Regions from separate parts of the Homo sapiens genome. Here region 2 is linked to region 1. A link is a contact called in ENCODE Hi-C or POLR2A ChIA-PET data. All regions are on one chromosome and are shown on one strand. Each heading gives the region's core, a stretch centred on a gene start or an enhancer-like site at or near the end of the contact. The rest is flanking DNA. Distances are from core to core; before and after follow the strand shown.

Evidence for each region. A loop is a pair of places that touch in the nucleus more often than their neighbours do. ChIA-PET counts read pairs that join two places held with the same protein, here RNA polymerase II (POLR2A). Pooled maps may share reads with other maps.
Region 2: a map of PC-9 shows a loop between it and region 1 (9-fold over the local background). The contact joins the enhancer-like site here to the promoter of MAGI1-IT1 in region 1. A Hi-C loop is called at or near these places in 4 of 168 maps with a recorded cell type or tissue (PC-3, PC-9, endothelial cell of hepatic sinusoid and 1 more) and 6 of 50 pooled maps. POLR2A ChIA-PET finds 5 or more read pairs at or near these places in 2 of 52 experiments (Caco-2 and WTC11).

Annotation. Positions count from the first base shown.
Region 1 is chr3:65,952,662-65,959,159 of GRCh38, forward strand. MAGI1-IT1 (MAGI1 intronic transcript 1) reads right to left here and starts at 1,897. Exons shown (of 3, transcript NR_145422.1): 1 at 1,779-1,897. The region is part of intron 1 of MAGI1 (membrane associated guanylate kinase, WW and PDZ domain containing 1); the gene reads right to left.
Region 2 is chr3:66,112,959-66,120,318 of GRCh38, forward strand. No RefSeq gene overlaps it. Among named protein-coding and RNA genes, the nearest start is that of MAGI1, 78 kb to the left of the region's middle. Within about 2 kb of position 3,338, at least 13 of the 41 ENCODE cell types and tissues checked have a DNase peak (open chromatin) inside an H3K27ac peak, as active enhancers do; they include PC-3, PC-9 and gastrocnemius medialis, where a contact is called at or near this core.

The DNA of each region.
Region 1 (6,498 bases), core at 647-3,146:
AAATTAGCCAAGCGTGGTGGCGGGCGCCTGTAGTCCCAGCTACTCGGGAGGCTGAGGCAGGAGAATGGCGTGAACCCAGGAGGTGGAGCTTGCAGTGAGCCAAGATCATGCCACTGCACTCCAGCCTCGGCGACAGAGCGAGACTTCATCTCAAAAACAAACAAACAACAACAAAAAGCCACATAAATATCACTGGCACTTCATATAATTAACTGTACAAAGTATTTCCTGTTGTTTGTCTTGACAAACACTTTCATAACACTTACCATGTGCAGATACTGTTCTAAGGACTACAAATACTAACTCTGCAATCCCTAATACAACCTATGAGTCAAGTACTATTATTATCCCCCTTTTACAGATGAGACAACTGAGGCTCAGGGAAAGGTTAAGTAATTTGCCCAAGGTCACAGAATTGGAATTCCAACAGAGAGCAGCTGCCTATGGTGTTCTCAAAGGGAGGGCAATGCCAAACGAAAACAAGCAACAAGACTCTACTCATTGCAAGTGAGCAAAGGTTCTGATCAAATCTTCATTCTTGCTTCCAAATCACTTGCTGAAAAATTAAAACTAGATAAGTAAGGACAGCTGCCTTTATACCTTCTGGCCTATTCACAGGCAGATTTCCAGACGAAACCAAAGGCCTTCATGAGGAAAAACAAAGCTCCTCAGTCTCAGGGCAGCTAATGCTGGGCCTGGCATTTTTTCCACTCTTATCTAAAATATGCTACAGGAGAATCTAGGCCCAGTGATAAGCCAGGTTTCAACTTCACCTCCCCAGCCTGAGAGCGATTACACACATACTTGGGATTTAACCAGCAAGAGAAGGACACGGAAACCTGGGTCCCTCCGAGCCCAGTTTCTGTTGACACTGTTGCCAGGGCTGAGCCAATTGCACCAGTGTCAAGAGCTCCACAGGGAGGTTTCAGCAGGGAAACCAGCCCTACAGGTGTATCCAGGGAGGCAGGTGTACAAGGCCACATTCTTTCCTCCACTGAACAAATCAAGGTTTGTCTCCCTGCTGTGCGGGGCTCACAGGGCCAGATAAATCTCTCTCAGACAACAACCTCAGCACAGAAACAGTGTAGCTTGCTGCCACTCTGTAGCACCGAAAGTAAAATGCCAACCACTGAAAGAGAGAAGCAGATAATGTTACAATAACATTTATCTAGAAAGGCAATGTTCGTTAGGTAAAATTTAACTATGGCAAAAATCTTTAGGACAGATAGACTCAATAAATGTTTGTGGAACTGAAAACCTAGTGCTACCTTTTAAAAGGTTTCTTGGACTAATTTAAAAGCTTCATTTGGCTGTGTGAACTGGCATTCCCTTTCTAAAATGATAGAGTCCCAGTGGTAGCTATAATGTTAAATAAAATGACTTCATTTCCTCCAGAGGAATATTTTTACCCCAACCCCCCATACTCCGGCACTCAACTACTCAAGACTCCAACATCAGGGGGCAAAAAGTCAGGCCTATTAGGCCTGGATCGTTCTCAGATTAACAACCTTGGGGGAATAATCCTATAAGAAAATATTTTCAAGATTTTGGGTAATAACATTTTTGGGCCAGATGAAATTTGTTAGAGTTTGCACTTCTGTTTCTAAAAACCTCTGAAGCCATTTGTTTCCCACAGTTTTTTTCAGAAGCTATTTTGTGGGAAAGAAAGCCAGGGCCTAGGCAGCAGGCCAGCTAGAACGGGGTTGCTCTGAAAGAAAGCCAGCCCCGGCAAGCAGGAGCGACATGGGCAGCGCTTGCCAAGGTGGTTAATTTTTTACCTGGGTAGAGCCATAGGCACTGACATAGAAAATGTCTGTGACACGGCGGATCCGGAAACAGGCAAGATGCACAGGCAGTGGAGTGTCTGACCCCAGGTTTGTTGCTACAAATTACAAAGGAAGTTATGCCAAACTGAAATAGTTATCTACAGAGAGAAGGAGGAGGGGCGGGGTGTGTTGTCAGGCGGCACGGCGGGGAAATGGCAGTGCTGCGACAGAGGACCTCGACTCTGGACTACACAGCCTCGCACTCCAATCTCAGTTCTGCCACTTGTTGCTGGAGGAATCTTAAGTCAAGTTTCTTAAACACTCTCTGCCTCAGTTTCTTCACCTATAAACCACAGGCCCCAACCCCCAGGGCTGCTGGGATATATACCAAGCAGGTACTCAGAACAGTGCCTGGCACTGAGGAAGTGCCAGGTAAGGGCAGCTGTTGCTATTTGTGCAAATTCTGACATTTGTCATTCTGAACATAACCCTCATAACAAAAGAGGTACAACTGTTACCTCCACTGAGAGATGAAAGAATTGAGACTTAGAAAAATGAAGGAATTTGCTCAAAATCATGCAGTTAGCAAAAGACTACCTGTTTGTGAAATCAGAGCCCAGCAGTTTTAACCTCTCTCATCTGGTCTTTCTTCCCTTACTTAACTTCCCGAAAGAGAGAGACAGAGACAGAAAGAGAGAATGAGAGATGGGGAGAAACACAGAGACAGGGAGGAGGGGGGAAGCGAAGAAAACACGTTAGAGGTAAATAACTTTTTAAGCTAATAAAAAATAACCTTGGCCAGGTGTGGTGGCTGACGCCTGTAATCCCAAAACTTTGGGAGGCCAAAGCAGGAGGATCACTTGAGCCCAGCAGTTCAGGGCCAGCCTGGACAACACTGCCTCTTAAAACTAAATAAATAAATAAACGTAATTAATTGCAAATGAAATTCCACCAGGCCAAACTCTCAGTGGCTACATAGTAAGTGGTTACACCTCTCCTAGCCTCCTAGACCAGTTGCACCTTGATTCTAGCTGAGTTTCACTAAGCAGGGCAAATGAAGCAGGAGAAGGCTCGGAGGGAACCCACCTGAAATGAAGCTCAGCTGTCTTTGAAGAGTCTATCTATTCTAAGGCTCAGGAGTGGTGGCATGATGAATATCGCTGCTAGGAGAAGAAATGCAAAACCATATAACATTTTTGCCTTTCCATCCTTGAAATGCCTTACAATTTCCCTTGGAAAAAAAAAATTGTCTTGTAATTCTTATTTTTCTTTACTTCACTTTTTCATTTCCAGAACTGCTATGGTTCTGGCTGAAGTATCAGAATGACAACCATGGATCTTCTACAATGCCACCATCAGTCTCTCAGCAATTGTAGCAAAGGGAAAAACAACACCACTGAGGCCGCCAGTCACAATATTTACCCATGCCAGAGTGTTCTGTTTGTTTTCGGTGGAGGATGCAGAGAGTAGATAAACGAAAAGCAAAACTTCTCTGTGTCAAAACACAAGCTGAAGATGATTTCCTTCTCCACTGCCCATGTATGAAATATACACAAATCCAGGGCAGCCCTGGGCCGAAGGAGTGTTTATGGTTCTGCCCGGCCATAAACATGCCAGCCTTCAAAACACCAGGACATCAAACAAACAAGGCAGTTCCAGAAAGGATATATCGACTTTTGACGTCTAATGCTCTGGGTGAAATAACTTTGTTTCCCCTAAAAATAGATAAACTAAAATAAATATAAGAGTATTCTACAGCAATGTAGCTAGCCGCATCTTCCTGTGACTCACTGTTTGATAATAACTATGGGCCAGGAACTAAGTGCTTTTTGGTGGAATGACTGATGCTCTTCATACCAACTCGGTGAGGAATTTAAAATGACATCCCTTTGCAGATAAGGAGACTGAGTCTCAAAGAGGTAAATAACTATGTAGGTTTACATAGCCTGCCACCGGCATTTGGACCTTGGTGTGTGAGATTCTGTAGGGTGAAGTCTAACAAAATGGCCCCACCTTCAGTTAAGGATTCAAATGATCACCTAGTAGCCCTTCAACCAGGGTTAAAGCTAAACTCATTCAGAGTTTCTGGCTCTAAACCTCACTCTCATTTCTTTACAGTGAAACACAGAAATTTAAAAAATTCAAAGTAGGCATACTTTCAGGTGGCTAAAATTAAAAGATCATCAATACCAAGCGCCGACAAGGACGTTAAATAATGGAAACCCATAGACTACTCGTGGTAACATAAACTAGAAGAGCTGGAACACTGCTTAAAATTACCTATTGAAGGCAGGGCATGGTGGCTCACACCTGTAATCTCAGCACTTCAGGAGGCTGAGGCGGGAGGACCACTTGAGGTCAGAAGTTCAAGAACAGCCTGGCCAACATGATGAGACCCCATCTCTATATAAAAAATGCAAAAAAATTAGCCTGGCATGGTGGCACACACCTGTAATCCCAGCTACTTGGGTGGCTGAGACAGGAGAATCACTTGAACCGTGGAGGGAGAAGCTGCAGTGAGCCAAGATCACGTCACTGCACTCCAGCCTGGGTGACAGAGTGAGAATCCTTCTCAAAAAAAATTATGTTATTGGGATTAGAAAAATGCATAGTCTAACCCAATCCTACAAGTCCACTCTGAGGCATACCCTAGAGAAATGAAAATACATATATACCAAAAGGCATAATGACAGTATAATAATTTGTAATAGTCCAAACTACAAGCAACACAAATCTCATCAAAAGTAGGACACATGAGTAAATGTAGATATATGCATGCTATAGTATTATACAGAAGTCAAAATGGGCTGGGCACACTAGCTCACATCTATAATACAGTACTTTGGGAGGCGTCGATGGGTAGATCACTTGAGGCCAGGAGTTCAAGACCTGCCTGGATAACATGGCAAAACCCTGTCTCTACAAAAAAAAAAAAAAAAAAAATTTAGCTGAGGATGGTGGCACATGCCTGTAGTCCCAGCTACCCGCGGCGCTGAGGTGGGAAGATCGCTTGAGCCTGGGAGGTGGAGGCTGCAATAAGCCATGATTGCACCAATGCACTCTAGCCTTGGCCACAGAGCAAGACTTCATCTCAAAAAAAAAAAAAAGAAAAAGAAAAGAAAAAGGAATGAACTACAGCTACATGCGACATGGACAAATCTCAATACAATGTTGAGGAAATGAAGTCAGGTATAAAAGAATCCATACTGAGTGAATCTATCTGTACAAAGTTCCAAAACAAGAAAATGGGAATAGAGGTCAGGACAATGGTTACCAGGGAGCGAGCCTACCCGGGGGCTTCCTGGTTGCTATTATGTTTTAGTTCTTTGTTGTTGTTGTTGTTGTTTTGTTTTGTTTTGGGATGGAGTTTTGCTCTTGTTGCCCAAGCTGGAGTACAGTGGTATGATCTTGGCTCATTGCAACCTCTGCCTCCCAGGTTCAAGTGATTCTCCTGCCTCAGCCTCCCAAGTAGCTGAGATTACATGCATGCAGCACCACGCGCAGCTAATTTTGTAGAAAGGGGGTTTCACCATGTTGTTCAGGCTGGTCTCTAACTCTTGACCTCAGGTGATACACCCGCCTCAGCCTCCCAAAGTGCTGGAATTACAGGTGTGAGCCACCGCGCCTGGCCTAGTTCTTGATTGAACTGTTGTAACCCATATGGACTGACTTTGTGGTAACTCATCCACTGCGATTTATGCCCTTCTCAATCAAATGACCTCCCTCTCCTTCCCTCTTCCTCCCTCTTAAAACAAAAAAGTAGGGACATTCATAAAACCTTCAAGTCTAAATCAAGTTTTTGAGACTTACACAGGAAAAAATAGGTACAGTGTAAGACATTCTAAATTTAGCTCAATATTCTTAACATGCAGGAACAACTCTATGGAGAAATCCCTTCACCCTCCAATGTTCAACTCAGCAACATTTTAAACTCTGTTCACATCCAATAAAGACCTGCTTATTGTATCATCAAAAAGGTATGCATGCAATCCATCTCAAGAAGAGGCTTACCTGCACAGTGACTAGGGTTTACTGCAATGACAAAGTCATTTCATGCCTTGACCGAAAATAGCCTTAGACTGGGTAAAAACTGGGCATTCTCTGCAGTGGTTCCTAAGAGAAGCTGAGGTTAGTGTGGAATTAAATATCCTTATCTGCATGGGTAGACTTAACTTCCAAAAGTCGTACAGAAGACAACAGAGTTCCGGGTAATATGGCCCATATATCGGAGGTTTAAAGCTGATGCCCATGGTGCTTGTGAGCAAAAATACACATTTAGCCAGGCGGGGGAGCTCAGGCCTATAATCCCAGCACTTTGGGAGGTCAAAGCAGGAGGATCACTTGAGGCCAAGAGTTCGAGACCAGCCTAGCCAACATGGTGAAACCCTGTCTATATTAAAAATACAAAAATTAGCTGGGCACAGTGGCGTGTGCCTGTAATCCCAGCTCCTGGGGAGGTTGAGGCACGAGAATCGTTTGAACCCCGAAGGCAGAGGATACAGTGAGCTGAGATCGTGCCACTGCACTCCAGCTTGGCCAACTGAGTGAGACTGTAACTCAAAAAAAAAAAACAACAAAAAAAACCACATTTTGCCCCTTGTCCAGAGTAGAAAGAATTGTGGTGCTTCTTACAACTGCCAAAGCCAAAGCCTGAATGAGTTCTAAAAGTCTCTGGAAGTTTCTGAGGGCACAGTCACTCCAAAAGATACAAATCCTGGGACTCTGAACTAGC
Region 2 (7,360 bases), core at 2,088-4,587, 160 kb after region 1:
TTACCTCCAGTTTCTTTCCCAGTGTCTTGTTATGAAAACTTGTGCTGGGCACGGTGGCTCACGCCTGTAATCCCAGCACTTTGGAAGGCCAAGGCGGGCAGATCACCTGAAGTCAGGAGTTCGAGACCAGCCTGGCCAACACGATGAAACCCCGTCTCTACTGAAAATACAAAAATTAGCCAGGTGTGGTGCCAGGTGCCTGTAATCCCAGCAACTTGGGAGGCTGAGGCAGGAGAATCGCTTGAACACAGGAGGCAGGGGTTGCAGTGAGCTGAGATTGCACCACTGCACTCCAGTCTGGGCAACAGAGCGAGTCTCCATCCCAAAAAAAAGAAAACTTGTAAATGATGTTCGGGGTTTGTTGGAATCCCTGTGGAGGTTCCAGGTCTCACCTGCACACTAAAATATTCTCCTTGTCTGTGGAAGCTTTCTGGTGCTCTAGCTTAAAAGGAGCACATCTAACTTTCTAATTCCAGTCTTTATCTTAATTTAAAAAAAAAAAAACACCCAAACGCCTTATGTGAAGTTTATTAGGGCAATAATGCTGTGGTATTGCTAATTGCTGGCAGACACATCAATCCATTTGTTTGCCTTACCCTAGAGGGATTTTAAAGTTATCAATTCTATTTGTTGGTTTCTAATAGAAAGCCAGGGCTTATCCCATAAATTCTGAAGCTGTGGAACTAGGAACATTAGGACTCTTCCTGCCTATTTTGGAGCATGTATCATTGCACTGGCTCCCTAACCCCAGGAGAGATATATTACAGATGGAGTGTATGCCCCATAAAATAAAGTGTCATATCTTCTTGACGCAGCAATTCTTAGCTGCAAAGACAATGATTCATCTAGTCAGTGCCAGCTTCTAAATGAGAAAAAAGAAAGAAAGATGATTAGGAAGATTCATCCTTTGACTCTCTGTCTCCATTTCTCTTCCAAGCCTACTTTTAGAAAACCACTAGGTTCCAGAATCTGCATCATGGGGTCTGAACTTTCTAGTTCTTGATCCTCAAAGGAGATAAAAGTGAAAGCAGAGTGCATCTTCTGAATAGCATCCTGGGGAAGGTGGGCTTTGTGAAGTAACCAGTTGTGTACAAATGAACAAGCTGGCTCCCACTCTCCTCTCTCACCTCTCCTCTGGCCTCAGTTCCTCCCTACCTTCCACCAGTCCAACCACAGTGGTCTCCTTAAAATGCCTCAGATACGCAAGTTCTTCATGATGACCTGGAGCTCTTTCCCCAGTCTCATGGCTGAGACTTTCTCAGCACAAATGACCACTTTCTCGGAGAAGCTTCCCCAATAACCCGGCTGAGAGGAGCTCCCACCCTATCCTGACAGTACTCTTTCAACACTTTGCCCTGTTGTATCTTTTCCTTAATGTACTAGCTAGAGTCATGGCTTTATTTACTTGCCCCAGTTTGTGCTTTTTAGTGTTTTTCTCATCTAGAAAATAAATACCATGAGAGCAAAAACCTCATTTGACTTTTTCTCTACTCTACTCCCAGGTACTGGAAGGAATTCTAGAATTTTTTTCCTCTGTTTTTAATATATTTTTACATTTTTAAATATTAACTTAAGCCCTTTTTCTTTCTTTCTTTTTTCTGAGACAGGGTCCCCCCTCCATCGCCCAGCCTGGAGGGCAGTGGCACAATCTCGGCTCACTGCAACCTCCGCCTCCCAGGCTCAAGCGATCCTCCCACCTCAGCCTCCCAAATAGCTGGGACTACAGGCATGCACCACCATGCTGGGCTATTGCTTTGTATTTTTGGTAGAGACAGGGTTTTCTGATGTTGCCCAGGCTGGTGTTGAACTCCTGAGCTCAAGCAATCCACCTGCCTCGGCTTCCCAAAGTGCTGAGATTACAGGCGTGATGCTTGTCTGAGATTGTAGAATTTAGTAAGTACAAAGAGTTCTTGATATGGGCTCAGATGATTTGGGTGGCAGTTCCAGAACTGTGTAAATGTGGTCCAGTTTCTTGTCTTCCTGAGTTTCATTCCCTCATCCGTAAAATGGGAGTAATAATACCTACCTCACAGAGTACTTGTGAAGATCACTGGAACAATGATCAAGAAAAAAATATATACATATATTTTTTGAGACAGGGTCTTCCTCTGTAGCCCAGGTTGGAGTGCAATGGCTTGATCACAGCTTGCTGGTCTCAAACTCTTGGGCTCAAGCAATCCACTTGCCTCAGCCTCCCAAAGTGCTAGGATTGCAGGCGTGAGCCACCACGCCTGGCCGATAAAATATTTTTTATTCTGTTACTGGTTTTACACTTGGGAGAGATATGAGGGTTTCCTAAAGGACCTTGATAAATGAAAGAATGACAATGAAATATCATGATACTGAAAGGGGAGCTCTCACAATCTGAGACAGGTGGTAAAATTTAAGATGCTTATCCCACCATATAGAAAGTATGTAAATTGATAACGACAAGAAATTACATCAATTGACTGTACAGATTCCAGAATGTTAGAGCAGGAAGATTTGTTAAGATATAGTTGAGTGATTTTTAGACGTGGGTCTCTGGAGTACTGGGGTTTTGTTGGAGTCCCCTGGGATCCAGGATATAGCGGGAAATAGCCAGGAAAGAGGAGGAGCTGAGCTGATAGAAATACATGCCCCATCTCCCCTAATTCAATCAGATTAACTGCATTTTATGCTTTTTTTTTTTTTTTTACATTGTTTCAGAAGCTAGTTATTTATTGCTCAGAACCCTTCCCTCACTCTTTCTTCCTGACCCTGATTTTTGTGTGCAGGGAAATGGGCTCAACTTCAAGCTATGGAGTGTGGTCAAGGTCATTCATGACAATCCTCTTCCTCAGTTTCTCAGTCTCCCTGGAAGCTATGGATTGGCATATGACCCAGTTTTAGCCCATGAAATGTGAGAATAAGCCACTTTAGCAGTTGCTGCTAAAGTTTTTAGGAAGCTTTTATTTTCTTACTAAAAAGGGACATATGTGGCTGATATGGTCCTTTCCTGTCTTCCTCCTCCCTTCCATGCTAACATCATGTCTGCCACTACAACAGCAATCTTGTGACCATGTGGCTGTAAGCACAGGAATGCCTGGAATCTCAGAAACATTGGCTCTGACCTCCGTGAGTCACTGAACCAATTCCGGCAACCACCTGGCTCCAGACTTCTTGCCATGTGAGGAAGAAGCCACTATTGTCTAAACCAGTGCAGAGTTTTCTGTCCTTGCGTCTCAAAAAGCATTCCTCACAGATATACATATATTGTGCTTCCAGATAAGATTTTGTTTAGGATTCTGAGTCTAAAAATAATTTGAAATCTGATCTCATACCATCTTTTCATTGTAGAGAGATAAGGTAACAGTTTCAGTTGTCTGTTGCTGCATTACAAACTATCTCAAAACTCCCTGGCTTAAAACAATAGCTGTTTTGTTACCTCTTAGAATTCTGTGAGCTGACTGGGTTCAGCTGGGCAGTTCCTCTGTTCCTTGGGATGTCTGCATTGCCTACAGTTACCATGAGGCTCAATGGGCTTGTCTAATGCCTTGACAGGAATAGTCAGAAGGCTGGGCTCGGCTGGGACACAGGTCCTTTCTCTCTCCTCATGCAGTTTCAGAGCTTCTCTCTGTCTACATGGCCTCTCCATGTTGACTTCGTACATGGCACCTTCACGCCCCCAAAAGCAGAAGCCACCAGGCCTTCCTAAGGCTTAGGCCCAGATCCAGCTTTGTGTAACATCTGCGGCATCCCTTTGGTTAAAATGAGTCAGGTTCAAGGATAGAGGACTATCTGAGGGCATAAATACAAGAGGTGTGTTTTATGGGAGGCAATCTTTGCAGGTTAGCTACTACAGAAACTGAGACTTAGACTGTGAAAAGTAGTTGTCTAAACTGATAGAGTCATAAGTATTTAAATTAGAACATCATTGAAGGGATGAGAGCTCCAAAGCGGGATAGAATGGGAGGGTGGAGGGGACAGGCAAGAGAAAGGACTTATCCTCAGCCCAGGGTTTTTAAATCTCAGGAGTGTTGACATTTGGGGCCAGATAATGTCTGGATGGCTGTCCTGTGAATTGTAGAATGTTTAGCAGTATTCCTGGCCTCTACCTGGATGCCATTAGCATCTCCCGTCCAATTTTTATTTTTTATTTTATTTTTTTGAGTCAGTGTCTCGCTTTGTCATCCAGGCTTGAGTGCAATGGCTTGATCTTAGCTCACTGCAAGCTTTATCTCCTGGGTTCAATTGATTCTCCTGCCTCAGCCTCCTGGGTAGCTGGGACTACATGCAGGCACCACCACACTCAGCTAATTTTTGTATTTTTAGTAGAGACAGGGTTTTGCCATGTTGGCCAGGCTGGTCTTTAACTCCTGACCTCAGGTGATCTGCCCACCTCCCAAAGTGCTGAGATTACAGGCGTGAGCCACAATACCCGGCCTCCCCTCCAATTTTGACAACTGAAAAAAATCTCCAGTCAGTTGCCAAATGTTCCATGGAGGCAAAACCACTCCCCGGTTGAGAACATAGCCCTAGCCTTAGTGATGTTTAGAGTATATCTATAACTACACAGAAGCCCAGCTGTCTCACATGTGGGTCCAGGCAGCATGTTTATATTCTTAAATTCTCCCAGTGGGAAATGAAGAAGGTAGGATACTCAATTTCACACTCTGGTCCACATGTTTTATGTGGACTCTTCACTTTGGAAAAAGCTTTTTTAGTTTTGCTGTAAGTTCCCCAACTTGACTTTTTTTTTTTTTTTCCGTGAGATGGATCTCGCTCTGTCGCCCAGGCTGGAGTGCAGTGGTACGATCTCGGCTGACTGCAACCTCCACCTCCCAGGTTCAAGGCTGAAGCTCCTGCCTCAGCCTCCTGAGTACCTGGGATTACAGGTGTGCACCACCACGCCTGGCTAATTTTTGTATTTTTAGTAGAGACAGGGATTTCCCCATGTTGGTCAGGCTGATCTGAAACTCCTGACCTTGTGATCTGCCTGCCTTGGCCTCCCAAAGTGCTGGGATTACAGACGTGAGCCAGCCAACCCGGCAATTTCACTTTTAAGGTTGTGTCTTCAAATGAAGCCTGAACGGGTGGTCCTTCATTGCCAGTGCATCGCACTAAGCACTTCCCTTCCTCTCTTTTAACCAGGAGTCATCCACAAATAAGTAGGTGGATTTTAAAGCCGTGGGACTGGGTGACATCAACTAGAGAAATCAGAAGATGAAGAAAGAAGAAAAGCTGGTGGCTTAGGCCAGGGTCTACCCTGAGGCCTTCTAACTTTTAAAGGTAAGTGTGTATGTGTATACATACATACATATGTATACACACATATCCCAGAAACTAGAAAAATGTATATGTACGTATAAAACTTTTTTGGTTTTCTCCCTATATTTATACAAACATATATATGTATATATACACAAATACATATTAATATATACACGTGTGTATGTTATATGTGTACATGTTTATTTTTCTCATATATATATATGTATATTTTTTAGACAAAGTCTCACTCTGTCACCGACGCTGGAGTGCAGTGGCCTGATCACAGCTCACTGCAGCCTCAACTGGGCTCAGGTGATCCTCCTGCCTCAGCCTCCCGAGTAGCTGGGACTATGGGCGCATGCCACCACACCCAGCTAATTTTTGTATTTTTTGGTAGAGATGGGGTTTCGCCATAATACCCAGGCTGATCTCAAATTCCTGAACTCAAGCAATCCGCCCACCTCAGCATCCCAAAGTGCTGGAATTAACAGGCATGAGCCACTGTGCCCAGCCTATTTTTCCTATTTAATTGAAGACCAATTTATATACAGAGTAAGAAGGAAGAAACTAAAATAATTCTGGATCTTATAGGGACAATGCAAAAGAATCAATCTGGTCACTGCTGAGTCCAGGCTTGTCATTGTCCCCTCTAGAATATTAGGGGGCAAATGTATGAGCTCCAAGAATCTCACGTGCCTTGCTCAGTGGCTCATGCCTGTAATCCCAGCACTTTGGGAGGCCGAGGCAAGCGGATCACGAGGTCAGGAGATGAAGACCATCCTAGCTAACACGGTGAAACCCCATCTCTACTAAAAATACAAAAAATTAGCCAGGCGTGGTGGCAGGTGCCTGTAGTCCCAGCTACTTGGACGCTGAGGCAGAAGAATGGCGTGAACCCGGGAGGCGGAGGTTGCAGTGAGCCGAGATCACGCCACTGCACTCCAGCCTTGGGCGACAGAGTGAGACTCCGTCTAAAAAAAAAAAGAAACGCGCATGGCGTGGAGTAAGTGCTCAGGATATTGTGAAAGGAAAATAAAAACTCTGGGACCCTCATTCACTAAGCCAAAAGGAAAAAATTCAGCTGAAAGCTGAGTCATGATGCAAGCAACTGCCTTTCATTTTGTTCCTAAGCGGATAGCAGCAGATTAAAGGTTAAATGTCTCCACTCTGTGTTCACCTTATCTTGTGGAAAGTGACAATTTATTGAGAACAAGAAGGACACATAGTAAGCTTTTCCCTTACCTGCTCCTTTTCTCTTGCAACGTGTGGATTCAGGAATGTGACCGTACCCTCCCTGTTTCTCCCACAGCCTGCTTTTCCCCTTCAAATATTGAAGCCTTCAAAGTCATCTTTGGAGAAAGGTACAGACTTGTCTACCAGGTGTGTCCTCAACTTTGGCAAAATAAACTTCTAAAGTGATTGAGACTTGTCTCAGATACTTTTTGGTTTACAATATGTCTGTCAAATGAGTGAGTAAGTATCTGTGCTGCAAGGCAAAGAGCTTTAACATGGAGAGCCTGATGACATGGGTGGTAGGTGCAGCTCTGTGTGCTGTCACTGGAGTGGATGCTGTCAGTGCCCTGCTCAAATCCCCTTTACTTAGAGGGGCATCCATCCTCCAGCTGCTGTGAGCTGTGGCTTCATCCAGGGGAGAGATGATGATGACTTAGACCAGGGTGTTTATTGTTAGCAGAAGTGATAGAAGCGGTTGGATTCTGGATACATTGTGATGATGGAGCCGACAGGATTTTCTGGTGGATAGGCTACAGAAAGTGAGAAAAAGAGAGCATGCAAGGATGAAATTCAAGGTTTTAGGCCAGAGCAACTGGATAAATGGAGTTGAAATTTGCTGCAATATGGAAGACTGCATGAGGAACAAGTTAGGGGTGGGGTGGAAGGACAGGAGTCAAGTTTTGGCCAGGCGAATTTCAACATATGTATTAGACATCCAAGAGGAGAAATTGAGTAAGTAGTTTAATAAGCGAGTCTGGAGTTCAGGTGAAAGGTCTGGGCCAGATATAATTTGGGAGTTAAGGATATATGGATGATGTTTAAAGCCATGAGACTGAAAGAAATTACCAAAGGATTGAGTGTATTTGAAAAGAGCAGAGGAACACGGGCTGACCTT